Regions from separate parts of the Mus musculus genome. Here region 2 is linked to region 1. Evidence: chromatin loops called from intact Hi-C (ENCODE). Cell type or tissue: gastrocnemius. All regions are shown on one strand. Each heading gives the region's core, and the rest is flanking DNA. Links, peaks and the distances in the headings are about the cores only. Region 1 has its middle 31 kb from the start of Gm38789. Region 2 has its middle 28 kb from the start of Mtpn.

What was found. Hi-C counts contacts between places; a loop is a spot of excess contacts. Peaks named below come from ENCODE experiments on the same cell type or tissue, not always from the same donor. Only the 100,000 strongest peaks of a DNase experiment are listed, where the experiment ranks them.
Region 2: it touches region 1 in a loop (7-fold over the local background); 33 of 42 quality-filtered maps call a loop at or near these places.

What each region holds. Positions count from the first base shown.
Region 1 is chr6:35,374,083-35,389,925 of GRCm38, reverse strand. No RefSeq gene overlaps it. Among named protein-coding and RNA genes, the nearest start is that of Gm38789, 31 kb to the left of the region's middle. In gastrocnemius, for the core only: CTCF peaks have their summits at 8,783 (motif pointing left) and 9,848 (motif pointing left); DNase peaks (open chromatin) are centred at 8,276, 8,694, 8,992, 9,874 and 1 more place; H3K4me3 peaks cover 948 bases; H3K27ac peaks cover 776 bases.
Region 2 is chr6:35,559,993-35,575,835 of GRCm38, reverse strand. No RefSeq gene overlaps it. Among named protein-coding and RNA genes, the nearest start is that of Mtpn, 28 kb to the right of the region's middle. In gastrocnemius, for the core only: a CTCF peak has its summit at 7,862 (motif pointing right); no DNase peak of the experiment used is centred there.

The sequences.
Region 1 (15,843 bases), core at 5,217-13,216:
GGAGTTACAGAAACAAAGTATGGAGCTGAGATGAAAGGATGGACCATGTAGAGACTGCCATATCCAGGGATCCACCCCATAATCAGCTTCCAAATGCTGACACCATTGCATACACTAGCAAGATTTTACTGAAAGGACCCAGATGTAGCTGTCTCTTGTGAGACTATGCCGGGGCCTAGCAAACACAGAAGTGGATGCTCACAGTCAGCTAATGGATGGATCACAGGGCTCCCAATGGAGGAGCTAGAGAAAGTACCCAAGGAGCTAAAGGGATCTTCAACCCTATAGGTGGAACAACATTATGAACTAACCAGTACCCCTGAGCTCTTGACTCTAGCTGCATATGTATCAAAAGATGGCCTAGTCGGCCATCACTGGAAAGAGAGGCCCATTGGACACGCAGACTTTGTGTGCCCCGGTACAGGGGAACGCCAGGGCCAAAGGGGGGGAGTGGGTGGGTAGGGGAGTGGGGGTGGGTGGGTAAGGGGGACTTTTGGTATAGCATTGGAAATGTAAATGAGCTAAATACCTAATAAAAAATGGAAAAAAAAAATGAAAATAAAGAGAATATACAATGAAAAAAAAAAAAAAAAAAGACACTTTGTATCAGGGGACTGAGATACGCCAGTCAGAGCCCTTTGTCTTTGCCTACAGTTAAATTCCTAGGCCTGGCTGGGTGGGAAGCTGAGCCCTTTCAGGGTGAGCATCTCACCCGGAGAAGGAAGGGACTGTGACCTTGGAGTATATGAGAAGAACAAATAGTAAGTAGTCTTACTAAAGCAGTTCTCTAGGTTACTTAGTTCCAGAATCTCCCAGAAAGCTTGTAAAAACAAACAAACAAACTCACATTACTGGGGCCCACCCACGGAGGCTTTTGCCCCAATACCAGACTGTTTATGAGTCATTAGGAAATGATACAACCTCCTCATGGCTTCCTCGCAGACTCATCAGCCATGGTCTGTTTGGCTTGTAACAAATAGTGATAAAGCAAGTCTCCAGCAGGCCAGCTTGCCCTCAAAACTTGGGTTTTAGCTAAACCTACCCTGGCAGGTACTGTGATCTCATTCTGAAACAGTTAGCTGGCCTGGCCTCACCTGAAGGGAAACTCAGCTGTAGGTATGTGTCAGGAAGACTGTGTGACACTTGAGAACTCACTGACAATGTGACCAGGGTTAGATTACTGCCTTTTTGAGCTGCTCTGGTCAGATTTCCAGATGTAAGAGAGGCCATGCAGGGACAAGACTCCTCTGCACGGACAGTGTTCCACTTTGAACTATCATGCTGCCCTGCAAGGGAAACGAGGGTGTGCTCGTGTGTGTGTGTGTGTGTGTGTGTGTGTGTGTGTGTGTGTGTGTGTGTGTATGTGTGTGTGTGTGTGTGTGTGTTTGGGTTGATTACTTTATCCTTATTTAGCTTAAGATAAAACTCTTCAACTTTATAATTATCACTTGGACATCTGTGTGTTGAACCATGAGATGCAAAAGTGCTGTATTAGGTTTTTGCAAAAAAAAAAAAAAAAATTACCCAAGAGATAGATGGTTTAGTAGATTGGCTTACATTATTGGAGGTTGGGTAGTCCCACAGTGACTTTCTCCACACTGGCAAGGCAGATACCCAGTGGGTACTCAGTTAAAGAAGCTAGAAGCCACGTATCAACGGGGATTAGTGAAGTAGTCCTAGTCCAAAGCTGAAGGCCCAGAAACTGCCTGGGAATTTCCTGGAGAGTTGCTAGATGGTTCATGTTAAACAGGTAGACACAGGAGTCTGAAGTCAGGCTGAGATCCACAGGCAATGGCAGCTTTGGTAGACCACTTATTTGGGAAGAATGGAGTTTCCGTGTGCTGCCTGCATTTCATCTTCTCTTTCAGTCCATCTGGGCCCCAGGGTACTGACTGGTGCTACCCATGTCCAGAACTGGTCTCAGTTTGGATCTCATGTCAATGCTCTCTGGAAATGTCCTCAAAGACACACCAGAGATGCACTTTACTAATTTCTTAGGCATCTCTCGATCTAATCAGAGTAGCAATTAAGATTAACCATCCCAGGATATGTAGAACATCTTTGTAGGTATCTAGACCATCCGTGGATATATAGAATACTTGTGTGTGCGTGCGTGTCTGGGTGTGAATGTGTGTGTGTGTGTGTGTGTGTGTGTGTGTGTGTGTGTGTGTGTGTGTGTGGTGTGTGGTGTGTGTGTGTGTGTGTGTGTGTGTGTGTGTGTGTGTGTGTGTGTGTGTGGTGTGTGTGTGTGGTGTGTGTGTGTGTGTGTGTGTGTGTGTGTGTGGTGTGTGTGTGTGTGTGTGTGTGTGTGTGTGTGTGTGTCTACACTATTAGAACCCACATCCCCATTAGAGAATTCTGCACCTGAATGGCAATCTTCACCTTCTCCTAATCCCTCTCTAACCTATTGAACCAACCCCAAATTTTTCATACTTCTCAAATAAAGGCAACCATTTCTGTTTAGTCAGTGTTTATTGACCTACATATTCTGGGTGCTGCAATATACCAAAGATGTATAATAAATTAATTAGCAGGAGAAGATTGGAAGACAGTTTCTGGTGTCAATAATATGTATATAATCCAAGAATCTTCCTGTCCAGCTGGGTTTTCTCAAATTAGGATAATAAATAGTGAGTCCTCTTTTTAAAGAAAAAAATTCAGAAACCTTCAGGGTAACTCAAAATGTTTTAATCCTGTCACCTATACATGTATAAGTATAAACCCTGATTAAATTTCTTTTTAGCTTACAAATAAATGCCAGGAAAAATCTGTACAAGACACACTAAGAAGAAACCTTTTGATAAACTAATAATATTCAAATTAACAATACCAGCTTAATGATGGTGTTTTCCTGAAACCAAATTAGTAGTGTTGGGTTCACTACTAGAAAGCACCTCAGGTCTGGCTCTGTCTTTAATAAGCTTTGAAGTTTGTCTTTTGTGGTACTAATTCAGAAAAGGCCTATTTACAGAAGAGAGCTGCTCAAAATTACTCTATGATGGATTTAAGGTTTTGTCTTCTAATCAGACCTCAGACTTAACCAAAACTTACAAGCATGAAATTCGCAAATGCTTGCTCAGAGCTGTATCTTCTGATAACACTGGAGGGCCCCTTCAATTGAAGATAAGCTTAGCATTGTGACACTCTCAAATTTTGTTCCAAATTTCATCTTGCCACTGCTTATATTAAGAAAAGAAATTTTTTTTTGCAAATGTATTACTATAGTTAGAGAGGGAAAGGAAGGGAAAGGAAGAGGGAGTCAGTGGGTGGAAGATAGAGGATTCTCACTATGTGTCCTAAGCTGCTTCAAACTCCAGATCTTTCTGCCTTGGCCTCCTGGGTGCTGAGATTACAAATATCCCCCAACCAAACCTAGATACTACACTTACCTTAATAAACTTTAAGTTGTGGGATTCCGTTGGGGGGAAAAAAAAAACAGTGTATCTGCTTTTATTCAAACCCACAGTGAAGTCCAGCATCCTGTACTGCTAGACACTATCAGACAGCAAGGTTAAAAGCCTCACTCATATCAATCGCTTTGATTTCCTCAGGCTTTCACTTAGACCAAAGGGGATCGGGTGCCCAAGTATAAATCCAATCACAAGAACATTATGACGTTTAAAAATTGGCTATATAGATTAGCTTAGATTCATAGTTTTAGTTTTTTCACTAGAACAAAACCAAAGCTAAAAAAATAATCATACAGGGTGACCAGAGAGATGGCTCAGGGGTTAGGAGGACTGGATGCTCTCCTGGAGGACCTGGGTTCAATTCCCAGCAAGCATGTGGCAGCTCACAATCGTTTGTAACTCCAGTCCCAAGAGATCTGATGCCCTCGTCTGGCCCCTACAGGTACTAGGCATCAAAGTGGGACACATACATAAAGATAAAATATCTATACATATAAAATTTTTCATTAAAATGACAGTAATTATAATAAAAAATTATACTATTATAAGGAAAGCCATAGAGATAACATTCAGACAGTCCATCTATCCATCTCCCTTGGTTCTTTCATGGCAGCCTATCCGGGGCTCTGCTCACAGAAATTAGATTAGTGAGCTAAATAAATACTTAGTAGCCAATGGGGAAGGGATAAAGCAGGAACATAAAGGAACAAGACTTCACTAGCCTCCAGATGAAAAGCAGCTCCGCCATGATTGCCTCCACATGGGCACCAACGGCCTGGAAGGCCTTCTCCTGTCTCTCCTCATCACTTCTTCTTTCGTCAGACTTCCGGATGTGGAATCTCCACCTTCCTGTACCAAACCCTGTAAACCAGAAGCAACCTTAATGCCCTCCCCCTTTTTCTCATTACCTCATTTTCCAAGTCCAAATCACTTGAGTGGTAGAGGGTCTGAGGATTTTAGGTGACTGTTGCTATGGCTTGAATACACATATATACACATATACACGTACACATATATCCATGTATATATACATACATATACACATATACATCCCCTTGAACACTCATATAGAAACAGAATTCCCACTACAGTAGTATTGAGAGGTGGAGCCTTAAGGAGGTTGCTAGGCCATGACAGCCCTGCCTTTATGAATGTGTAACCGCTTTATAAGATGACTAAGCAAACAAGTCAGCACTTTCCACTTCTTCCATCATGGGAGACATAGCATTCAGCCTGTCACACCACAGGATGTGGAGCAGAGAACCCTCAGGAGACCCAAAACCTTGGCATTTCTAGCCTCCAGAACCATGATAAGGTTCTCTTCTTTATAAATTACCAAGTATGTGATGTTTGGTTAGAGCAGTAGAAGCCAATAATGACAGTCATTATATGAACATCAAACTCCACAGAAAAATCCAATAGAACAGCCGGGAAATGTTGGGCTGTGGGGGTCAGGCTGTCCTTGTGGTCTCTTCTTTGCATGAGTTAGAGGCCTTATAATTCTTATCAGACTTACTTCCATGGGCCTGTTTGTACACATGGATACACACATGAAAAGATGTTCTTAAATATAATTGTTTATTCTATGAAGAAGACATTTCTTTTTTAAGATTTATTTATTTATTTTATGTATGTGAGTACACTGTAGCTGTACAGATGGTTGTGAGCCTTCACGAGGTTGTTGGGAATTGAATTTTTAGGACCTGTGCTCGCTCTAGTCGTTCCTGCTCTCTTTGGTCGGCCCTGCTCGCTCAGTCCCTGCTCCCTCCTTCCTAAAGATTTATTTTTTTATTGTACATAAGTACACTGTAGCTGTCTTCAGACACGCCAGAAGAAGGCATCAGATCTCATTATGGGTGGTCGAGAGTCACCATGTGGTTGCTGGGATTTGAACTCAGGACCTTTGGAAAAGCAGTCAGTGCTCTTACCCGCTGAGCCATCTAGCAAGCTCTGAAGGAAACATTTCTGACTTGCAACTTCCAAGGTACCATCTTCATATCCAGGTTTGGGGCAGGGGTGTGTGTGTGTGTGTGTGTGTGTGTGTGTGTGTGTAGAATCACATTATTATACAGACTAGTACTTGCTTCCTTTCCTCGGTCCCCTCTGGCCTTAGAGAGTAGGAAAGAAGAGAGCACACTCTTTAGTGACTGCTCCTGTAGCTCTGAGCTGACCACTCCACAAGATTGTCTAGATTCCCCACCCTTGGCTTTCCCCCATGGAAACTGACACTGGAGCATGAGAACACTGTGACCCATGTCACGTCTGATTATGACTAGTCTCAGTTCTAAAACAGGCAAGCTTAGCATGTTCTAGAGTTACCAACAAGGCTAAGATGAGGGCTAAGTAGGAACTGGGCAGATGAGTAGACTCTGCTAGTGTAGGTGGGGTGGCTGGCAAGGGACCTGTTCCCAGCTGGAAGGGGCCAGTGCTTGGAATACACCCAAGTGTGTGAACAGGCTGAAGCGCTAGGGCAGTGGTTCTCAACCTGTGGGTCACAGCCCCCTTGGGGATTGCATATCAGATATTTATGTTATTATTCATAACAATAGCAAAATTACAGTTATGAAGTAGGAACAAAATAATGTTATGGCTGAGAGGTCAGCACGAGATGAGGAGCTGCATTACAGGGCCACAGCTTTAGAACGGTTGAGAACCACTGCTCTAGGGAGTAGCAGAAGACGGACTGGACAACCAGGACAGGACAGAGCATAGCCAATAAAACATCAGACTGAGTTTAAGCTCAGCCCCAAAGGCCATGCAGAGCTACCATATCCTTGAGCAAGGGACAGAAAGTTTAGGAAGGAGCTAGTGTTTGAAGGAAATAAGTTTAGCTGTGCCTGGCAGGATGGAGTGGGCTGGATACAAGGAACGCTTTCATATCATCAATATTGGTGCAATAATCAAGCCACCATAGCCCTGGATGGTAAACTTGAGTTTCACATAGACAGATGTGCCATGCATGATAGCCCCCAAATCTAGAATTGTGCCTCCCATACAGTAGTTGCTCACTGTGTTAACTAAATAAAGCTTAGTTAGTAATGGAGCCATCGAGGCTCACAGTGTCCCTTCCCCTATTCTTAGAGATCTTTCTCCACCACACATACTACACAGCCATGATTTCCTGCTTGCTTTTACACTAAAATGAGTCATCAAACCCTCTCAATACTATCGCAGTCCTCTCCCACTAGCCAGGACAGGAAGAGGAGGGAGGGGGCCGACTTGATGCCATCCAGAGTCTCAACAGTAAGACTGGCCTTTATGGTGTTCCAATCCAATGCCATAGGCCAGAAATAATGACCAGCATTTGGAATCCCAGCTCTACACTAGGCCAAGACAGAAGGATTGGGAGCCCAAGGCCGTCCTAGATACCATGACAAGACCCCCTTCCTCAAAACAAAGAGCAATCTCAATGCCAGCTTCAGCACGTATGGTCACAGTGTTGCTACCCAACAGCCACCGCAGCACTACGGGGTCCTTCAACTGTAAACAGTTACTTTTGTTCATGAGCTGAAGGATGGGTTGCTCCACGCTGCTGATCTGAGCAGCCCCACTCCTGTTTCTAGTCATCACTGTGTCCTTGCAAAGTCACCTCTATGCTGATCCGGTTTGGTGACCACACCAGACTCTGGGTCACCGAGTCAGGGTAGACTGGGACAGAGCATTACAGGGCAAAAGGTGAGATTTACAGAAGCCATTCCTGGGCCACTGATGGTGTCAGTCTTCTACAGACACTGAAAGGGAAAAGGCTATAAGAGACTGAAATGCCAAAAGCAGATCAAGATCGTGAATTGAGAAGGGGAACTTCATGGTAGAATTAGGAAAGGGTTGGTAGAACTGGTCATCAGAGAAGGCAGCCTTTCGCAGAAGGATGTATGTGTTACTAGTGGACCTAGTGACTTATTCTCAAAGTGCCCATGCCTGAAAACACTTGGACAGAGAATGGCTGAAAGCCTCCCTGTTTTCTTCTTCACTGTCAACAACCACAAATACTTTATTTCCCATGCCATTTTCCTTCGGCATTCAAACACAATCTGATCACCTTGTATAAACACACACTTGACCTTATGTGCCTCTCCAGATACCGACATTCTCTATTTTATTTAGAGAATGCAAACAAAAAAGAAAAACAAAAAAAGGGAGGAAAAGATATTGGTGTCCTGACATGGTTGTTTCCTTCAAAGCAGTTCGGGGCCATGACCGTCTGGGGAGGATGTTGGCCTTGCCACAGTTTGTGAGGCTAAAAGATGAAGCCACTGTGCAATATGCTACTCTTGATTCAGGTGTGGAATAAAAAACAATCCCAGCAGCTCGCAGCCTGCTCAGAACTGAGCAGGAAGAACAGCACTGCTTCAACCGAAAACCCCATAGCCCACTTTCCAATCCTCGTACCTATAAAAGCAGGGTACAAAGAGCATAGCTGAGGGGCTCAGGGAGGGCTCCCGGCTTCCTGGGGAGGGGACTGGATCTGTAGCGTTGGGTGCCGCAGAGGAAATGTCCAGGAACCCAGGCCATTGGCGTCTGAGGAAAATGGAAGCCCCTAAGCAAAGGTATGCGGCCTGGGAAGACTGTCAAAGCAGGGCTGAATATGTATGAGCAGAAGAGGAAACTGAGGCACCACCAGTAGCAGCTGAACCAGTAGGTAACCATGGAAGTGCAAGCTACAGGGCCATCAGCCAACCCAGCCTAGGTTGGGTGCTGGTATGGGGCGGCGCTTAAGGGAGGGAAAGTTAGTGTGTGTGACCAAAGTGGTTTGAAAGAGAAAGCTTGTGTTTGGGCCAAGACCCACTCCAGAAAATGCCAATGACCTAAAGTGGGTAGACAGGCGCTCAAATCTGTACCAAGCTGCCAGGGTGGCAAGCTTCCTCTTTACAGCCCTTAGAATTCACAGGGTTTTACTGTCAGTGTGGATCAGTGGTGTGTAGATGATGTGGAAAGTGTCCCAAGCAGGAGGGACAAGGCAGTCCAAGAACTCAGCATCTATAAAGGAGTCTCAGCCATCTCCTATGTCTTCCATCTGGACCATGAAGAGCGATTTGGTCACATCCTAGAGCTTCAGGGTCAATCTTAATATCCCCCCAACACCCTTAGTCTCCAAACACAAGACTCCCGGCTGAGCTGGGTGTATTTCTACTCCCTTCCCCTCCCCTACACTGGCAATAATTAATGCTGACACAAATGGCCACAGAAGACACATTCCTAAGGCTGTGGACCACTGATTTTGACCTTAATGTTGCTCTTCTCAAGCTAACTGCCCAAATGCAATGGATTAGAGCAGGCAAACAGAAGCCAGCCCTCAGGCAGCTGGCTCAACGTTTAGTACCTCTCCCCTTTCGCAAGTTTCCTTTCTCCTGGGAAGAGAGTGCCATCTAGTGGGCAATTAGTGAACTTACATATGCCACTCCACTTTTTTCCGTTCTTCCTTTCTTTTTTAAGTTATTTTATTTATTTATATTCCAGTCGTTGACCTCCTCCCCCACCCCCCCGTCCCTCCGACCCACCATTCCTCATCCTATTCCTCCTCCCACTTGCCTCCCAGAGGGTGCTCCCAACCTCCAGCAGGCCTCCCCCTTCCCTGGGTCCTCAAGTCTCTTGGAGGAGTAAGTGCATCTTCTCCCACTGAGGCCAGACCAGGCAGACCTCCGCTGTATATGTGCCAGGGGCCTCAGACCTGGCTGTGTATGCTCCTGGTTGGTGGCTCCGTCTCTGGGAGCTCCCTGGGTTCTGTGTTAGTCGAGTCTGCTGGTCTTCCTATGAGGTCGCCCTCCCTTTCAGATTCTTCAATCTTTCCTTTAATTCAACCTTAATTCAGTCCAATGGTTGGGTGTAATTATCTGCCTCTGTCTCGATCAGCTGCTGGTAGAGCCTCTCAGAAGACAGGTATGCCAGGCATATGCAAAGACCTGATTTCATCCTTGAAGCGACTCTGTAACCATCTACTACCAGTAGTTAAGAGCACTGGCTGCTCTTCCAGAGGACCTGGGCACAATTCCTCAGCACCCTCATGACTCTATACAACTATCTAGAACTCCAGTTCCAGGGGATCTGTAGGCACCAGGCATGTATGTGGTGTACAGAAATACATTCAGGCAAAATAACCATACACACACACACACACACACACACAAATAATAAGTAATAGTAGTAGTAATAATAATAGGAATAATAATAACAGCAACAATAATATTTTTTTAATTAAAGAAAGGGGAACTGGGTGGAATTGTTTTCTTTCCGCTGTGTGTGGTATAATAAATGTGCTTCCATCCACCCAGAAATGCAACTCCTTGCCCATTGCAAGGACAGCATGTGGGCCCTGCCTGAGGAGGGAAGGAGGGAGTTCCTAAGCTGAGAGAGTCAGCAAGCTGGAACACTCAAGGCTGAGAAAGACAAGTTAAGGGTTTTGACAGATAGGAGGCACTGTTCTGCTAGAGACTGAAGAGGGTGACCCAAGGGCGCCACCTGCTGCCGGCAACCAGCGCGAGGCCCCTCCCGCTTTCACTATGGGTCGCTCTGGTTCCCTTGTTTGCTTTGCTCTGATTCGATGTTCAAAGGCAGTGGGGGGTTGTTGATGTTTTGGATGAAGAATGGGCCTTCTGAGAAACAGAATTCTTCCAGCCTAGACTGTAAGGGATCGCGAACAGGGAAGCAACGTTCGGGGTATGCCCCCTTAGCAAGAAACCATGTGAATTTTTTTTTTCTTTTTCTGGTTTTCTTTGTGACTGTGCTGGAGCTCCAACCCAGAGCTTTGTGCTCTTGCACTCAACCACCGAGCCACACTCCCAGCTCCTTGCTTTTTAAGACAGAGCCTCATTATGTAGCTGAAGACGGGAGACAGAGGCAGGGGGTGGCAGGTTACAGAACCTAACAGCTGGCTAGACCATGTCATGTTAATCAATCTCAGCCTGACAAAGGCAATGTATTTTCTTTGGAGTCATCTAGGTGAGAGGAGGCAGATAGCTCAGAGACCCCAATCCTTTCTCTGTCTACTGTCCCTGAGAGGCAATGAAGACTAAAGCTTGCAAAACAGTCTGCCTTGAGTATAGTTCTGCATGCGTATGCCAAACCTCGGGCCAGATGTGCTAGCTCCTGGCTGGTCATCATCACCTTTTCAAAGATAGGTACGTTTTTAGCCAGCCTACTTATAGCAGTGCTAATTGTGGGCCACAAGCTTTCCAATATAGTAGCAGGCAGGGTGAGTAATGGGATTTTGATCTTAAGAAGGCTAAGTTTCCACATCTAAGTAGCTGTGGTATGCTGGAACAAAGAACTTATTTTTGCCTTCCAAGGTAAGCCAGAGCCAAGAAAGCAGACTGCTGGGGGCTATGCAAGTTGACACATGCTCCTTAGCCCAGAAGCTAGAAAGGGCAGAGCGGTCATTCGGGGAGGTGAGTGTTGACCCTGCCACCTATCCTCACTTCATTAGGCTGGGATGAGTCTCTCACCAGAGTCTCTACTGCTCTCAGAGATACTGGGGCTGTTGACATTGGCCCGAAACCACCCACAGACTCCTCGGCCTTGCGACTTTCCTTTCTACAAATGCCAGGATTCCCTGTGTTTGCTGAGTTTTCTGTTTCTTGTCCAAAAGCTTGGGTGTCTGTGTGCTAAATACACACATATGCCGGATTCTCTCTGGGGCCAAATGTTTGGATGACACAACACTGGGAAAGAACATCCACACGGTTGAGTTTTTCCCTTAGATAGCTATTTGGCGCTGGGTAAAGATGGTTACTTTTTAATAATAAACCCTCTAAGAATGGCCAGGCTGGCTAGTGGCAGGATGGTGCTACACAGAAACTACTTCCTATTTCTCAAGCTGGTGAACATTGTCACAGGTTCTGTTCTGAGGTTCTTCATTCCAGAGAGTCACAGGAGGTAGAGCCCTATGGCCAGCGTAAGAATGCAGCTGCAGGGCTGAGGTCAGCTCAGGTTGACCTGATGCCACCAAAGGAGAAGGAGATCAAAGGAAGAGTAAACTGTAAAGAGCATTTAAAGCGAAGCCAGGGAGACCCAGATCCTACTGCCCAAAGTACAGCCAACGCAGTTAAAGATCAAGGAATAATCACTCAAAGATGCTAAGAAGGATAGATTCCAAGATGGTTCCTGTGACTGGGGCTAAAGTGCTGGGCCTTGGCCACAGCAGACCCACTACAGTGCTGGTCAGAAGACCCAGCTGTAGAAAGGACCCCCATGTCAGCCCTGGGTCTTCTGGGTCTCTATAAGAACAGCTTTCTTGGGGGACTCTGTCCCAGACCCCAACAACTGCCAAGATGAACTGCAATCAGCTCTGTCTCCATTTAACATGAACGAATATGTTCCTCAGTATCATCTAAGTCAGTGCTCCAAGTCCCAACCCCTTGAATGAAGAGGGAAATAAAAAATAAATTAGCATGACACTGGTTGGGAGGAGGAGGGACTTAGCACAAGTGAAAGGGGGTGAGACAGGAAAGGGGACAGTGACTATGTGGGAAGCACATGTATGAAAATGCCATGAACCTTTGGGATAGCATTGAAAATGTAAATGAGTAAAATACCTAATAAAAAATAAAATAGTTCGACAAAAAAAAAAAAAGAAAAAGAAAATGCCATGAATATGTGGGAAGTCATTATGCACATGTATGAAAATGCCATGAAGAAGCCATGGGTTGGTTGGTTTGCTTGCTTGCTTCCTTGGTAAATATAAATATAAATATAATATTTTTGATGTATGTATGTATGTATTATGTATGTAATGTTCTGCTTGCATGTATGCCTGTGCACCATGTGTGTGTAGTGCCCAGTGAGGCCGAAAGAGGGCACTGTATCCCATGGAACTGGACTATAAACATCTGTGAACTATCATGTTATCATATGGGTAGTGGGAATCAAACCTAGGTGCTCGAGAAGAACACGTGCTCTTAACTACTGAGGAATTCCTCCATGAAGCTCACTGTCTTTTTATATATAATTAACATATGCTAACTAAACATTTAAATTAATAAATTGGTGCCCCAGAGAATAACCCCTACTAAGCTGCCGAGCCTGGAGGAGGTAAAGACGGAAATGTAGTCCAGTGTGGAAACAGTACAGCAAACACTTCGCATTATAGTCCTTAGGTTCAGGGTTCAAATCCCAGTTTCTACAACGTAATCAATGTTTGGGCACAAGAAACTGGCCTACTCTGAGAAACGTGCTGAGCTTCCAAAATGGTTCATTACTGAGTGAAAAGAATGTCCTATGAATGATGGCAAGCCTAGTGACATCACTGGCTTCAGGGGAACATCGTGTTCTCAAAAGACAGGACAGCAGCTCCTCTCTGGCCTTGGGGAGTGCTGTGACATATCATATGCTTTGCAAATGGTAAGACACTCCGGTGTCAGGCATGGTGTTGTCTGTATTTCTAAAACACTGAGAGGGAAACTCCAAAAGGAGTTTTTATTGAGCACCAGGAAAGTACAGTGTTTATGTTGTTCGAGTTGCTGTGAATTTCCAACGTTCTGGCTGAGTTTGCTTGAGGAGCCACATTGCTGGGTGCTTTAGGAGAAACTAGCCATGGTCTCTGCTCCTTGGAGAAGCTTCTAATCTTGGCTGGAAGAGAAGCCGGGTGCTTACTGTTGCATGTGAAGAGTGTGTTTGGGTGGAAATCAATATAAGAATACCCGAGTATGTATGGAGAAAGGGGTCTTTGCATCTGAACGAGAGACCGGAACTTCATGGTGGAGGAGAAGGGAACAAGTGGTGGAGGAGAAAGGCAGATACTGATGGTGGCCCCGCCCACCACCGAGCTCCACCTCCCTCCTCTCCCACTTCCTAACACTCCCTCTCCCAGGCTCCTGTGCAGCAGCAAGGGTCTGGCTGCAGTGTTATTCCTGCCATCTAAGAGAAAGCCTACTGGGGCCTCTAAATGGTTTTTATTGGGTGAAAGGGATGCTCCCTCGTGGTGATGCCTTCCAGCTTCTTCCTAGCGTGAGCACGGGCATGCAGGCTCTCTTTCCTACCCTCCAATATGGCGTGTGCTACTCCAACAGACTTTTTGCAACTGCAATGATCCAGCATGTCAAGATGCTGGGAAAGCACCACAGACACAGCCAAGCCGCTGCAGCAGCAGAGTCTGCCTTGAGGCTTCTCCTCACGGGGACAAGTGGGTACTTTTCAGGTCTCCGTCACTACTGGTTCAGGCTGAGGTCCCCAGCTGTTGAGAGCAGAACGAGAGCAGAGGCACAGAGGTGAGGAAACCCGGTGTTCTTTCAAGGAAACACAAATAAACCCTGATATGCTATAGCACTGAATAATAATAAATATTTTTTTAAAAAACAAGAGGGAGAATAGAAAATGCTGGAAATGCGAGCTGGGCCTTGGGTTGTGTGGTAATTTTACCCTGGACAAGTTGAGAGGACATCAAGCTTTTGTGAGGGGGAGTTTCATAAGAACAGTGCTCCAGCCCAAAATGCAGAGAATAGGTGACAGTTGTGGCCCAGCCCTAGAATATCACTTATGCTACCCCCTCTAAGGCTTAGGGAACATTCCAAAAGAGAGAATGGGAAGTATGCAGAAGGCAGATGATCGGGTGAAAGGCTGTACATTTTTCTCTAGACCTGATACAACCATTACAATCCCTAGCTCCTGTCAACTCTGGTCCCCTGCATTGGGCCCACAGAGGACTGGCCCTACTGACAAGGGTGTTATTCACTCCCCTTTACAGCCTGGAAGACTAAGGACTAGTGCAGCGCTCTCTCTCTCTCTCTCTCTCTCTCTCTCTCTCTCTCTCTCTCTCTCTTACATCTACATTACTCTTAACTGGCAGGGCTGAAAATGAATTTCAACCCCAAAATGTGTAGTCTCGTTTATTGGCTGCGCTGCACCTCAATACATTCATCTGCTGAAGTCCTGATCCCACACTCACTCCAGAGCCTCTGAAGAGGTCTGCATTTAAAGGTAAGGACTTCAAAGAGTCAATAAAGGTTAACTGAGGGCCCATGGGTGAGCGCTGGTCCAATGTGACTGATATCTTTACATAAAGAGATTAAAACATAGATGCACGCAGAGAACGCTTCGTGAGGTGAGAGAGGTGATAGGAGTTGCCCTGCCCATGCCTAGATCTCAGGCTTCCAGCCCCTGGAATGATGAGGCAATATATTTCTACTGTTTAAGCTACACAGTCTGTAGTTTACTGTGACAGCCACAGTAGAAAACTAGAACAGTATCTTAATTGTCTTCCCCAGCCCAGTCCTCTTCTTCCCACCTCCCAAGTGAGAAAGGCTGAAGACCTGTGGGAAGGAGGCACAGCTCAGAATTCTCTGCGCCTCCAGACTGGGCCCAGAGCATCAGGAAGGATCCAGTCCACTCAAAAGTCTGCAAGCCCCCCCCCCCAAGTTAAACATAACAATCAATATGTATGTTTACTTATACATAACTTGGCAACTGAATCCTTATGTAGACAAATTAACTTGAAGCCAGTGTTTAGAAGGTTGGAGAGATGGCTCAGCAGATTAAGAAGTACTTGCTGAACAAACGTGAAGATCTGAGTTCAAATCCCCTGCCATGTCAAAAGTCATATATGTTGTGTGCACCTGTAATCCCAGCACTCAAGAGAGAGAGGCAGGCAGATATCTGTGAATACAAGGCTAGCCTGGTCTACATATCAAGTTCCTGGGCAGCCATAAAGACCCTATAATCAAAAATTAAGTAAACAAATAAATAGGTGGTCCAGGCATAGTGGAGCTTGCCTAAATCCGAGAACTCAGTAGGCAGAGGCAGGTGGTTGTCTGTGTGCTCAAGGACAGCCAAGGCTATATAATGAGACTCTGGCTCAAAAAATAAAATAAAATAAAATAAAATAAAATATAAAAGAAAGGAAGCGAATTGCACTGAATGGGAGCAGAGATTTTCCCTGTCATTATCCCTAGACAATACAATATAATAATTGCTACAGAGCATTTCCACCGAGGCATGACAACCAATCCGGAAATCAATCCAGCATACAGGAGGGTTACACAGAGCATACGCAACAGTTGTGCCGTTTTACACAAGGCTGTGGGAAGCCTTGGGTGCTGGAACCTGCAGGGGTCCTGGCTCCTCCCCACCTCGGGTACTGGGGGGCAACCTCGTGAGCTTCTCTGATCCCCTCTTCCAGGCGCATCTCGCTTTTTATATCAGTTACCAGTTACTGTCAACACAGAACTGCATCAGAGAGGCAGGAAGAAAATGCCATTCTAAGAAAGACTCGCGCTGACGCCAGCGAGGTGAGAAGCGGGGCAAAGCCAGCTAGCTATGAGGTGATGAAAAACACCCATGCTCTGCCCAAGATGACACAGTGTGGTTTCTGCATCAGCACCCCACAAAGCTAACAAGAAGCTCAACTAATTCACTGAGACAATGCGCATAGACATGCGTGGTACACCCCAAGGGTGTGGTTGGTAACTCTTATATCCAACATGACAGAATTTAGAACCACCTTGGA
Region 2 (15,843 bases), core at 3,420-11,419, 190 kb before region 1:
ACTAGCAGCTTGACAACACATCTAAAAGCTCTAGAAAAAAAGGAAGCAAATTCACCCAAGAGGAGTAGACGGCAGGAAATAATCAAACTCAGGGGTGAAATCAACCAAGTGGAAACAAGAAGAACTATTCAAAGAATTAACCAAACGAGGAGTTGGTTCTTTGAGAAAATCAACAAGATAGATAAACCCTTAGCTAGACTCACTAAAGGGCACAGGGACAAAATCCTAATTAACAAAATCAGAAATGAAAAGGGAGACATAACAACAGATCCTGAAGAAATCCAAAACACTATCAGATCCTTCTACAAAAGGCTATACTCAACAAAACTGGAAAACCTGGACGAAATGGACAAATTTCTGGACAGATACCAGGTACCAAAGTTGAATCAGGATCAAGTTGACCTTCTAAACAGTCCCATATCCCCTAAAGAAATAGAAGCAGTTATTAATAGTCTCCCAGCCAAAAAAAGCCCAGGACCAGACGGGTTTAGTGCAGAGTTCTATCAGACCTTCAAAGAAGATCTAACTCCAGTTCTGCACAAACTTTTTCACAAGATAGAAGTAGAAGGTATTCTACCCAACTCATTTTATGAAGCCACTATTACTCTGATACCTAAACCACAGAAAGATCCAACAAAGATAGAGAACTTCAGACCAATTTCTCTTATGAACATCGATGCAAAAATCCTTAATAAAATTCTCGCTAACCGAATCCAAGAACACATTAAAGCAATCATCCATCCTGACCAAGTAGGTTTTATTCCAGGGATGCAGGGATGGTTTAATATACGAAAATCCATCAATGTAATCCATTATATAAACAAACTCAAAGACAAAAACCACATGATCATCTCGTTAGATGCAGAAAAAGCATTTGACAAGATCCAACACCCATTCATGATAAAAGTTCTGGAAAGATCAGGAATTCAAGGCCAATACCTAAACATGATAAAAGCAATCTACAGCAAACCAGTAGCCAACATCAAAGTAAATGGAGAGAAGCTGGAAGCAATCCCACTAAAATCAGGGACTAGACAAGGCTGCCCACTTTCTCCCTACCTTTTCAACATAGTACTTGAAGTATTAGCCAGAGCAATTCGACAACAAAAGGAGATCAAGGGGATACAAATTGGAAAAGAGGAAGTCAAAATATCACTTTTTGCAGATGATATGATAGTATATATAAGTGACCCTAAAAATTCCAACAGAGAACTCCTAAACCTGATAAACAGCTTCGGTGAAGTAGCTGGATATAAAATTAACTCAAACAAGTCAATGGCCTTTCTCTACACAAAGAATAAACAGGCTGAGAAAGAAATTAGGGAAACAACACCCTTCTCAATAGCCACAAATAATATAAAATATCTCGGCGTGACTCTAACGAAGGAAGTGAAAGATCTGTATGATAAAAACTTCAAGTCCCTGAAGAAAGAAATTAAAGAAGATCTCAGAAGATGGAAAGATCTCCCATGCTCATGGATTGGCAGGACCAACATTGTAAAAATGGCTATCTTGCCAAAAGCAATCTACAGATTCAATGCAATCCCCATTAAAATTCCAACTCAATTCTTCAACGAACTAGAAGGAGCAATTTGCAAATTCATCTGGAATAACAAAAAACCGAGGATAGCAAAAACTCTTCTCAAGGATAAAAGAACCTCTGGTGGAATCACCATGCCTGACCTAAAGCTTTACTACAGAGCAATTGTGATAAAAACTGCATGGTACTGGTATAGAGACAGACAAGTGGACCAATGGAATAGAATTGAAGACCCAGAAATGAACCCACACACCTATGGTCACTTGATCTTCGACAAGGGAGCCAAAACCATCCAGTGGAAGAAAGACAGCATTTTCAACAATTGGTGCTGGCACAACTGGTTGTTATCATGTAGAAGAATGCGAATCGATCCATACTTATCTCCTTGTACTAAGGTCAAATCTAAGTGGATCAAGGAACTTCACATAAAACCAGAGACACTGAAACTTATAGAGGAGAAAGTGGGGAAAAGCCTTGAAGATATGGGCACAGGGGAAAAATTCCTGAACAGAACAGCAATGGCTTGTGCTGTAAGATCGAGAATTGACAAATGGGACCTAATGAAACTCCAAAGTTTCTGCAAGGCAAAAGACACTGTCTATAAGACAAAAAGACCACCAACAGACTGGGAAAGGATCTTTACCTATCCTAAATCAGATAGGGGACTAATATCCAACATATATAAAGAACTCAAGAAGGTGGACCTCAGAAAATCAAATAACCCCCTTAAAAAATGGGGCTCAGAACTGAACAAAGAATTCTCACCTGAGGAATACCGAATGGCAGAGAAGCACCTGAAAAAATGTTCAACATCCTTAATCATCAGGGAAATGCAAATCAAAACAACCCTGAGATTCCACCTCACACCAGTCAGAATGGCTAAGATCAAAAATTCAGGTGACAGCAGATGCTGGCGAGGATGTGGAGAAAGAGGAACACTCCTCCATTGTTGGTGGGATTGCAGGCTTGTACAACCACTCTGGAAATCAGTCTGGCGGTTCCTCAGAAAATTGGACATAGTACTACCGGAGGATCCAGCAATACCTCTCCTGGGCATATATCCAGAAGAAGCCCCAACTGGTAAGAAGGACACATGCTCCACTATGTTCATAGCAGCCTTATTTATAATAGCCAGAAACTGGAAAGAACCCAGATGCCCCTCAACAGAGGAATGGATACAGAAAATGTGGTACATCTACACAATGGAGTACTACTCAGCTATTAAAAAGAATGAATTTATGAAATTCCTAGCCAAATGGATGGACCTGGAGAGCATCATCCTGAGTGAGGTAACACAATCACAAAGGAACTCACACAATATGTACTCACTGATAAGTGGATACTAGCCCAAAACCTAGGATACCCACGATATAAGATACAATTTCCTAAACACATGAAACTCAAGAAAAATGAAGACTGAAGTGTGGACACTATGCCCCTCCTTAGAAGTGGGAACAAAACACCCATGGAAGGAGTTACAGAAACAAAGTAAGGAGCTGAGATGAAAGGATGGACCATGTAGAGACTGCCATATCCAGGGATCCACCCCATAATCAGCTTCCAAATGCTGACACCATTGCATACACTAGCAAGATTTTACTGAAAGGACCCAGATGTAGCTGTCTCTTGTGAGACTATGCCGGGGCCTAGCAAACACAGAAGTGGATGCTCACAGTCAGCTAATGGATGGATCACAGGGCTCCCAATGGAGGAGCTAGAGAAAGTACCCAAGGAGCTAAAGGGATCTTCAACCCTATAGGTGGAACAACATTATGAACTAACCAGTACCCCTGAGCTCTTGACTCTAGCTGCATATGTATCAAAAGATGGCCTAGTCGGCCATCACTGGAAAGAGAGGCCCATTGGACACGCAGACTTTGTGTGCCCCGGTACAGGGGAACGCCAGGGCCAAAGGGGGGGAGTGGGTGGGTAGGGGAGTGGGGGTGGGTGGGTAAGGGGGTCTTTTGGTATAGCATTGGAAATGTAAATGAGCTAAATACCTAATAAAAAATGGAAAAAAAAAAATAAAAAAAAAAATAAAAGTGGTCTGGTAAAGTGTTTGCCATGCAGGCATGTAGAACTGAGTTTGGATCTCTGGCACCCACACAGAAAACACAAATAAAGAGAAATTAAAAGTCATTATAGAAGAATGACCCAGCTTGCTTTCTGATGCTGTGATAAACACCAAGACCAAAATGAACTTGAAGAAGCAGTTTGTTTGCCTTAGACATCCAACCACAGTCAATCTTTGGGGAAAGTCAGGGCAGAATCCCACGCAGGAGCCACAGAGTACTGCTCCTTGGCGTGCTCTCCAGGGCTTGCTCAGCCTGTGTGCACAACAAGCACGGAGAACATTCAACTTCATAAAAATATTAGGGTGAAATCTGTGCAATTATCATTTTATAGATCAGAATAGTAAAATATTCACAATTCCATGTTTTAACCTGTTGGAAATGTTAGATTAAATCAAGATATCCAAAACTATAACCAACTATAATTAATTAGAACATAAGTCAAATGGCAAAACGAGTGTTCTTTCCAAAGACCATAATTTTTACTAGATTCACTCTTAAGAATTTCCTGGGAATCCTAACCAATACTGTAAGTAATCAAAATGATATTCATTGAATCCTACTGCTGGGAATCTGTTATACACATTATCTCACTGCATGCCTCCAGAAGTCCCATGAAATAAGTAATATTAATACCTCCAGACTGCAAAGGAAACTCTCATGTTCAGAGAGGTCAAGTAGCATCCACACCATTACAGAATCCAAACCGTACCCAGACACCGACTCTTCCCTACTATAATAAGAAATAAGTAAACAACTATTGGGGATTCGAAGATAAAATTGTGTAAAATGTTACATTTGAAAAACAAATAAAACAACCATACTCAGCTGGCAGGAATAAAGAAATCAACCAAAAATATTCTAAAATAATATTCAGTAAGTGATTGCCACAATAATCTATCAAAGTCAATGGCATTCCTTTGTACACAAGTCATACAGATAGATACCAGTCACACGCACACAAATACACACACACACACACACACATATACACACATCTATACTCCCAAATGTGCAAGGGAGGGGGGAATGGAAGGAAAAAGATCTTTGCTTCAAGAAGGTTCTGTTCAATTTTAGTTTAATCTTTCTGTTCATAACCATTTAGTAAATGCACAGGTGCTATATTTTAAGATCACTTCCTAAATAAGTGTACGCATATACTTATGATAACAGAAAGATAATTTTGATATCTAGGACTCTTAACTGAAAATTAGCAGTTGCATGTCAGCTGAGATCCATGAAAGAATACCTTAAATAATTCTTTCATAAAATCTTATTCTTAAATAATAAGCCTAAAGATATTAGTTTCATTTAAATCAATCTACAGAATAATTAAGAGTAAAAAATAATTTTTTAAATTTTTTATTAGATATTTTCTTCATTTACATTTCAAATGATATCCCAAAAGTCCCCTATACCCTCCCCCTGCCCTGCTCCCCTACCTATACTCCCACTTCTTGGCCCTGGTGTTCCCCTGTACTGGGGCATATAAAGTTTGCAAGACCGAGGGGCCTCTGTTCCCAAAGATGGCCAACTAGGCCATCTTCTGCAACATATGCAGCTAGAGACATGAGCTCTGGGGGTACTGCTTAGTTCATATTGTTGTTCCACCTATAGGGTTGCAGATCCCTTCAGCTTCTTGGGTACTTTCTCTAGCTCCTCCATTGTGGGCTCTGTGTTCCATCCTATAGATGACTATGAGCATCCACTTCCGTACTTGCCAGGCACTGGCATAGCGTCACAGGAGACAGCTATATCAGGGTCCTTTCTGCAAAATCTTCTGGCATAAGCAATAGTGTCTGCGTTTGGTGGCTGATTATGGGATGGACCCCTGGGTGGGGCAGTCTATGGATGGTCCATCCTTTCATCTTAGCTCCAAACTTTGTCTCTGTAACTCCTTCCATGGGTATTTTATTCCCTATTCTAGGGAGGAATAAAGTATCCATGCGTTGGTCTTCCTTCTTCTTGATTTTCTTGTGTTTTGGAAATTTTTTCTTGGATATTCTAGGTTTCTGGGCTAATATCCACTTATCAGTGAGTGCATATCAACTGACTTCTTTTGTGATTGGGTTACCTCACTCAGGATAATATCCTACAGATACATCCATTTGCCTAAAAATTTCATAAATAATTAAGAGTAAAAAATAACTTTTAAAAAAGGCTTGTTGAATCTTGTAAAGTGATAAGTTTTTCCTGAAGATAGCTCAGAAGTTACGTTCACTTAAATCCCTGTAGTGTGTAGTCTTTTTGATTCTACTTACATCATCCTAAATTAGAATAACTTCTCAGAAGTTTCCTCCAAGATTCTTCCTTATCTCTGTTTTCTTATTGGCATCACCATTGCAAGTCACACAATTATCTCAAAATGATTAAGTCCAAGATAAAACTCAGCATTCTCTCTTCCTACTTATAACTTCATATGATTTCTCTTCACCAGTGGCAACACCAAGCACCCAATTGCTTAAGCCAAAAGCTTACTCTTCCCTTTCCATCATCCTGTATCCCATGCATTGATTAGCACTTTTGGTTGTGCCTCTAAAATAATTCTTCACTTTGCTCTTTTCCATACTAGAATAAGCCACCATCAGCTCCAGCACAGACCACTTTAGTAGTCTCCAAGTTCATTTCTGTACCACCCACTACTCGCATTCCTGTCCTTTGTACCTAGACCAAAATGTCATTTTAAAGCACTAATCATATCTTGTTTCTTCTTTATCCATATCAAAGGCCTTAATCACATCAACTAAGTTCCTCTTGTAAAGGAAAGTGGTCCCAAAGACTAGGAGATTTACATCTTAGAAACGTTGTGGGAAGTAGGGTGTGTCCATATACCACAATGACAAAGAAAAAAAGAATAAAAAACAGAGAGAAGGATGAGCCAAGGGCCAGGGGTTCTAGTGTGCTTCATCTGACATTGAAGTTATTACAGTTCACCAGAACATTGAGTCCCAGTGTTGGGTGTATACTGGGGAGCTTTTAAGCAGCCTAACACCTACCCTATACCCCAAACCAGGTTCATATGAGAATTTCTGAAATGGGGCACAAAAGAGTTTGATTTGGGTCCTGGGATTAAATCCAGAGCCTCCCACATGCCAGACAAGTGCTCTATAACTAAGCTGCACTCTAAAGTCAAAGGTTGTTTCAATGATTCATAGGAAATTCCATGCTTGAAAGCCTCTAGACTATCCCTTGATGATGGCTGAAGACCTCTTCCTCTTATTATTTTTAAATGGGAAGTGATCCTCCTTTGTGAAGGGATCTGGAGCTTTTCTGACCAGCTGACTCCTACTTCCAGATACTTTCCTGCCTTACAACACTTCCTCCACTCAATCTCTCCAGAATCTTGCTTCCTCAATCAGTCCCCAAGCACTGAGAACTAGTGCATCATCTGAAAGAGCTCACAGTCTTCTGGGAGACATGAGCTGCTGCTGAATCCTCTTCTGTCATCATCCCTAAGCATGGCTCTCCCATCTCCTTGGCTCAGTATCTCTCTCCTTGAGCAGCTCATGTAATCCCAAGACTTGGGAAGCTAAGGGAAAGATATCTCTATGGGATCAAGGGCAGCCTGGCATTTGAGTAAACTTTGTCTAGAAAGAAGGAAGATAGAGAAGAAAGAAAGAGAAGGAGAGAGGGGGGAGGGAAGGAGGGAGGGATAAGGAAGGAAGATAATTTTGAGGAATTAAGGGTTAATTCTATGCTGAGTATGTATGTGCTAGAGTGAGTGAAAGGTGATGACGTTTTTCATCATAGTAGCCCTAATTATAAAAACTAACATTCTATCCTGATTTTGTAATAGTACCAAGTAATTGTTATGAACGACTTAGTTATGTATCAAAAAGATGATTATTCTCCTACGTGAATGTATATATATTAAATACATATCAGTAAATGTATCAAATTGATTTGTAAATTGCATTTGACTGGGATGCTTATATTAGTCATATAACATATCATAAATTGGTGTTAAAATATGGTCACATCTACTAACATCTTAAAGAATTAATAAAGAGTATTATTTAGTTAAACATATCTATAATAATTATATGAATCCAAATATCATTAAGAATTTTTTATCTAAGAGGGTTGAACCCATTGCTTGTCTTTAATACATCCAACTACTGACAAACTGAGTCCTCTATCTGGTAATTCATAACAGAATCTTAATCATACCTGACCAATAAGGTATTGCCATAGTCTAGTTAACTGAAATATTTGCAAGATGCAGTACATTGCTATTGTACACATAAGATCCAATTTTTTCCAGCAGGGGGCTCTCTCACCATTAGAAGTACAGATAGGAAAAGTTTGAAATTTTATAGCTCACAATTCATTTGCTCTAACAAAAATATTACTGAGTTCAGCTAACTGCTAAACTCTTTTATGTTCTGGAGATACAATACAAAGGCCTTTGTCCTCATGGAAATGAGTTCTTATGATATCAGAGTTTTGGCTACCTACACCACAAATAATCATTGTTTTCAAAGTAAAAGCTGTGATTACGAGTACATCCATTTGGGGAGAGGGTGATTTGGATTGCTGGGAAAGTAAATACTTTGGAAATAGCTTCTAGTCCGCATTACATTTGGCCCTGTGCTCTGTGCTCCGAGGAATGTGTTGATTCATGAAACTAGAAGTGAAAATGTTTCAGCTCCTTCAGTGCCTTCTCCTGAGAGCTAGCCAATATTGGATTCTGAAAAGAAGCTGATCTAGAGGTTGAAGATTCCTGAGCTGACAATTTTGGGATTCTACAACTAGGGTCTACAATTCTAAGAGATGTGTGAAGTTCAAACAGTGTGTAAGCTGCAGCGACTACAAATACCATCTAGTGAAGTCATGGTACAATGAGAATTTCCAGAAAAATTGAAATTTTCAGGTTGTATTATTTTTTTCTTCCAAAGGAAAATTGACACCCTGTGACTTACAAATTGGATCCATCTTACAATGTAGATTATCTACTTTCATAAACTTTAAAAAGTTAGCGAGAAGATTGGTACTGTTTAATAAGCTACTAAAATATTATCTTCTGGATAGAATCGAGAGGTCAACAATGGTGATAAAAGTTCCAGTCTTTCTCTTTCATCCTTCAGAGTAGGTACCATTCAAATGTAAGGGGTGTGTATGTATTATAGATCTAGCACTCAAGAGCTCATTTTACAGACTAGATGCTTGGAGTCCAGGAAGAATCTACAGTTTGTCCACATCACACACAGTGAGTACACAGATATTTTCTCAGGCTCAGTTCTTAAAGATATGAAAACTAAAGCATCTTGGAATTTAAATTGAATCTTCAGAAGTCACCATCCAAACTTCTGCCCAAAGTGAAAGCCACTGCAGTAGTACCTTTGAAGGAACATCATCCAAGCAGCAGCAGAGAGAGCTACCCTTTACCCTGCAAGGTGCCTGCTCCTTCCATGGAATGTTCTAATCATTATAAATGTCTCCTATGGGGCCTATAGAGAGATCATTTCTCACTGCTTCCAGTTTTATCATCTGAGGCTCTAGATGGGTCGTTAACAATTCAAGTTCTCAACTTGTCACCCATCCTCCAAATGTTACACGTGGTTTCTCTTGGCATCGCCCACTGAATTCCACTCCAACCTTAAATTTATGCCAAAAGTGGAATTCTTACAGATGAGTCTGGCAAGCATGGAGTAGAGTAGAATGGAGTACAGAGCTCCAACATCAAGTCTATCCATGTCTCTCCCTCTCTTTTTCTCTCCCCCTCCAATTAGTGACTTTTGTTTCTTTGGTTTGGTTTGTTTGATTGATTGATTGATTGACTGACTGATTGATTGATTGATATGTTTGTTGTCTGAGACAAAGTTTACTCTGTAACCCCAGCTGAACTGGATTCAATTCACTATGTATGTTACTATGTCTCAGGATATGGCAATCCTCCTGCCTCAGCCTCCTAAGTTCTAGGATTACAGTACTGAACTGCTACATCTGCTTCCATTTCTCAAAAAGCAAATCTTACCCATGGATGAGAAAGAGTATTATTCTACACCTGAATAATCTGAAGAAAAGCTGCCGCACATGCTGTTTCAATCTGGGTAAAGACTTTTCAGCATGCCTACTTCCATAAACTAGACTATAAACTGGACTGAGAAGGTGGCTCAGCAGGTAAAAAGCAGTAGCCATGTAAGCCTGATGACCTGGGTTCAATCCTAGGACTGAAGTTGAATGTGAGGACACACATTACCCTCAGCACTCCTAGAGTGAGATGGGAGCTGGATACAAGGCAGTCAGTCACCTAGAAGTTCACAGGCCAGCTAGAATGTAGGCGGTGCGGCAGCAGAAACAAAGAGACCAAAGCTAACAGGGTGCAATGGGAAAACTGACTCCGAAAAGTCCTCTGACCTCCACACAGATACTGCGGCATGAGTGCAGACACACACACACACACATGCACACACATACACACACACACACACACACACACACACACACACACATACACAAAGGACCTCCCCATGGGTACTATGGCATGAGTGTAGACACACCCACACACAGATACACAACATACACAGACACACAGACACAGATACACACTAAAAACTTTTTAGCTTTTTTAAAGAATGCAAACCTAAGAAGGTAAAGAAAACTCATTTGTTTATATTATAGCAACAGAAGTCAACTCATTAGTTTCAAATGTCAACATCTCCCAAAGGGGAAACTGGGCTCAAGTTAATTGGGTTCAAGTAGATCAATACATACTAAGCAGTTTGGGGCTTTCTTGGAGATTAATCATTACCAGAAGGGAAATATACTTCAAGGTTGAAAGATATAACTAAAAAGGATCTTCAGATTCAAATAATAAACATACCAAGAAAACAACCAAGGACTTCTCAGTACGAATCACTTTGATTAGACATTTATGTAAATAGATGTTTTTTAAAGGCCCACTGCAGTAATTTCCAAACAATGTTCAGTTCTTAAAACTGATTTTAGCTAATTAAGCATCCTCAATCAGGATGACTAGATAGGATTGTGTCCTTTAAGATACCCTAAGCTGCTCAGTCATCACTCAAAATAGCCCTGGGTTAAAAGCCACAACGTCACCACTGGCAGATGTTCAGAATTAAACCCTAGCCCCCAGCAACACACATTTGCTGGTCTTCTGTATCTTCTCAGCAGAAACCAGCTGGATACTCCACTACTGTCAGAGCATCAGAGGAGGACCTCAGTCAGAGTCAAACATTTAGTATCTTTCAGAAGATTTTTGTCAACACTCATGCCAGTTTCACCCCAGCCATATTCAGTGTGATGAGCTTTTTCTTAATACAAAAGCCATTACGATCGTTCATTCATTCTTCATTCACTTTCTCTGAAGGCGTGGGACACTAAGGTAGTTGCCGCTCCCATCCTCCAAACCTTTTCCAAGGGGTAGCTGATTCTCCTCCACTCTGCCGATGAGGGAACTGGGTTCTGAAGGGGATTCACTTGCTCAAGGCCACTTAGCCAGGTGATGACAACTGAAACTTGAACCCAGGTCTGCCTTCAGTGTTTAGATGAGGTACCTATTCAGAGAGAGAGAGAACATTAATCACAGAAAGAGGGCATATCTACAATGGAAGGGAGGAAGAACACCCAGGCTGGAAGCGACTCTTCTTCTTTAAATTTTAAGTTAGCATCAATCTGGACGCATGCATTTGATTTCTTGGCTATAAGAAAGAAAATGGAATTAAATTGTGTGTGTGTGTGTGTCTGTGTGTGTTAAAAAGTGGATCTAGTTGCAGATAAAATACCATGCAATATGATTGATAATCTTATCTCAATAATGGTCAGTTCGACAATTTCCTTGGACCCCAATCAAACATGGATACCTAGTTTCTAAATACTTTGGGTGGTTTGAATGAGAATGGCCACCACCGACTCATTTACTTGAATACTTGGTCCCCAGTGGTTAAACCGGCCTGAAAAGGATTAGGAGGTGTGGCCTTGTGGCAGCTAGTATGCCACCAGTATCAGGCTTTTAGGTTTCAAAAGATTCATGCAGTTCCCAGTTCCTTCTCTCTCTCTCTCTCTCTCTCTCTCTCTCTCTCTCTGTCCCTCCCTCCTGGTTGTGTCTCAAGATCTGAGCTTACAGCAACTGCTCCAGCACCATACCTGCCTGCCTGCTGTACTCCTCCCCACCATGGTGGTCATAAACCCTAACCCTCAGAAACTGTAAGCCCCAATTAAATGTTTTCATTTATAAATTGTTTTGGTTCTGATGTCTTATCACAACAATAGAAAAGTAACTAAGACACTTATTTTCAAAAATCCTAAAATCTTGTTACACTCAGTGTTGAGATTCAAATCCATTATCTTCCCTGCACGGAGATAGCATTATGTTCAGGCTGATAAGTCAAAAAATTGGATCCTATATTAGTTTCACTGGTTATAGCACTGTGGAGGTTATCTCTGGAACTCCACTTTATCAATGCCAAAATAAAAGTAAGAATAATGTTAGTAACTTATGAAGTTGTGTTAAGTATCACATAAGAACAAAATATGTTTTCAAAGTCTTTGCAAAAATGCTATCCTTCCTACTCTATATGCTTTTGTGATAAGTGGAAGAGCTTGATAATCCATCTCTTTTTGGCTAAGCAATAATCGGATGTAAACAGAGTAAAGGAATTTTCAAGTGTAAATTTTTATGGTTTGGCAGACATACACCTGTAACTGCTTAAACTATATTGCTCCCATCGTTTTATTTTATTTGTTCTAACAAGTACAGCAAACAAGGACTTTTGCTAAGACTACTTTCTGATTAACCTCGCTAGCATAAAGCACTCAATTTTTATAGTGAATGTGGAGCAGGTAATAAGCATGGGTATATGTAATTGCTTCTTAAGAAATATTTGTTTTCAGTTTAGGCTCTGGAATAATGTGGAGAGCTAAATTATGTTATTTTAAATGGTCTTAGTCAGGTAAGTGTCTCAGGATCAGTAATAGATTAGGCAATAGAAGCATAGCTATAGAAAAAGAAAAATGAATTTTTAGAATCATTGGACCTTAAATGCTATCATTTTTCTATAAACCACAGTGAGGACAAAGAGTATCACTGAGATGCGATTATCACTCAGAATTGCATTCTATATTATCTGCAATTAGATCTACTTTGTTATCATACTATTTTTAATATAGGATTTAATTCCATTTTCTTTTTTTATACCCAAGAAATAAAATGCATGTATCCAAACTGATGCTAACTTAAAATTTAAATTCTTTTACCCATGTGCCTTTTTATCTTTATATATTTTTTAAAATGTCATGTTTAAGAAATACTGTTTGCCAGGCGTGGTGGTGCACGCCTTTAATCCCAGCACTTGGGAGGCAGAGGCAGGCAAATTTCTGAGTTCGAGGCCAGCCTGGTCTCCAAAGTGAGTTCCAGGATAGCCAGGGCTACACAGAGAAACCCTGTCTCAGAAAACTCAAAAAAAGAAAAAAGAAAAGAAAGAAGAGAAGAGAAGAGAAGAGAAGAGAAGAGAAGAGAAGAGAAGAGAAGAGAAAAGAAAAGAAAAGAAAAGAAAAGAAAAGAAAAGAAAAGAAAAGAAAAGAAATACTGTTTAAGTATACATTTGAGGGCTCTCTCTATATCTATGATCCACGTATGTGGGTGTCACGCCCCATCTTTTTTCCTTTATTCTGGTGCTGAACTATAATTTTGAAATTTCCTTAACTCCGCAATATGTTTTTCTCTGCTGTGTTTTCCTCTCATCTGTCCAATTCTATCCTGGCTGCATCCCAGTTGTTTGCCTTGTACATTCTATAGATCAAATCAATCTCTTCACTCAAAAAAAGCCAGGCAGAAAAGAATATCGGCCATCTTCATCCTCAAAAGAAAAATCTGGCTATGAAAAAAGACTTAGTATGTTCCTTGTCTAAAAGCAGAGATGCCAGGAGCACATAAGCAAACATCTATATTATGTTCATTTATTCATCCATTCATCTCCATTCCTGACTCTGCCCTCACTAGCTTTGTAACCTTCAGTGACTTCTAAATCTGATATATATATATACACACACACATATATGTGTGTGTGTGTGTGTGTGTGTGTGTGTGTGTGTATACACACATATATATAATTAAATATAAATTAAATATATATAGGATCATTGTAAGAAGTTGTTGAAGTAACATGTATGAAGTGTTTTTTAAATGTCTGGCACATACAACATGCTCGGTATGTTTCTTGTTTATAATGGCTGCTGTTGTTGGTTTATTTGTCATTATACATTTACTGGTCTCTGCTAGTGTTATGAAGGCAGGCATTATAAAACAGCACTGAGCAAAGCAACACAGAAAGTCCTCATGGGACCTGCAGAATCTACGTGAAACAGATCATTTCACTGATCTATGAAGAGAGAAGTGTGTACAAATATGATATAAATACCTAAAAGATGGCTATCCTCATTTAAAAAAATCTTGGTGACCAGCAGGAAATCCTTACAAGATCTGGATTATCAACACTTCCTCATGGAGTGTGAAGGAAGGCTCACAGGATTCACAGGTTCATGAGAATTCCCCACAAATACATCATGAGGCCCTTCTGCTCCATGAGACTTCAATTGCAACTGTATAAGAGGCAATCAATTTTGTGGAGTAAGACTTACTAGTGATGTAGTACCCATGAGTCACTCAGTGGGCTCTGGAGTGGCCTGTGCATTAAGCTGGACTTGAGTGGATTTTTTTTTTCTTTTCATCTCTCAGGGCCCTCTATCTGAGATGTCTAGATATCATCTAAGCTCCTAATCCTGGATCCTTTCCAACTTTACTCCTGAATGACTCCATTCCAGATGCATTGTCTTCAAACATATCACAATAGTTCCTCACCTTCCATCTTCATGCATCTAGTACCCTCAGCTGAACACGCCCATCCCTAGGCCTTCATACATCAGGTATTTGCTCTTCTCCTTTGATCTAATTCTAAAATACTTCTCTATTAGAGAAGTCTTCCCTAGCTTCTCAATTTAAAGAAACCTCTTCTGTTATTTGGAGTTTCTGTTGCTATGATCAAACACCATGACCAAAAGCAACTTGGGGAATAAATGGTTTTTTTCATCTTATGCTGCTAGATAGCATCTATTAATGGGGGAAGTCAAAACAAGAACTCAAGCAGGGCAGGAATCTGCAGGCAGAAACTAATGCAGATGCCCTAGAGAGATGCTGTTCATTGGCTTGTTCCATCGGGACTTGCTCAACATGTTTTCTTATGGCACCCAAGACCATCAACCCAGGAGTAGTACCGTCCACAGTAAGCTGGGCCCTCCCACATCAATCATCAATAAAATACACCATGGGCTCGCCCATAGACCAAAATGATGGAGACATCTTCTCAATATAGGTTCACTCCTCCAAAATTATTCTAACTTGTGTCAAGGTGACCTAAAACTATCCAGCATAGTTTTTCCACCACTCTCAGCAGTAGCCCTGCCCAATAGGACTTCCTGTGATAACAGGAATGTACCAGAGTCAGCCCTGTTCTACACAGTGGCCATAAGCCAAACCAGAGATCTCAAAATATAGAAATGTTTGCTGAAATATTAAAATTTTATCTTAGTTTATTCTGATTGATTTTTTATTTTAAGTATGTGTACATGGTAGCTGAACAGCTCAGTCTCATCACATGTTCAGTCTTCCCAGAAAAAAAAATTACTACTTGAAGTTATCATGTTCTCTTCTAGCCTAAGTCCCATAGAGATAAGGACCTGTTCTGCCTAGGAAAAATGGAACACACATTGAAAGAATTACATAGATTATCCGTTTTTTCATAATAAACTACAACAAACTCAGAAACTTAAAGCAACAAGATGGTTATCTTGCAGTTTCTGTGACTCAGGAATCCTTGGCATACATAGCTTACTAGGTGTCATTTTAGTATGTCTTGCAAGTCTGTAAAGTGTTGGGTAGATCTGAGGTTTCATTGGATAGCTGGACTGAGGAAGGACCTATTCCACCTCACATGGTTGGTGACAGACTTCAGATCTTCAACAGATGTCCCAGTGAGGCCCTCTATTCCTGCATGGCTCGAGTTGTCTTCAGCTCTTTGCTACTCCAGCATGGCAGCCTGTTTCATGACAGCTTACTTTGTCAGCATGTGCAAGAAAGGAAGGAAGTGGCTTATTAACAGGATAGAGATTACAGTCTCGTGGAAACCAATTATGGCAGTGCATCTCATCACTTTGGCTGCATTGCACTGATTCCTAACAAGTCACTGGGCCAGTTCCATCTTAAATGCAAGA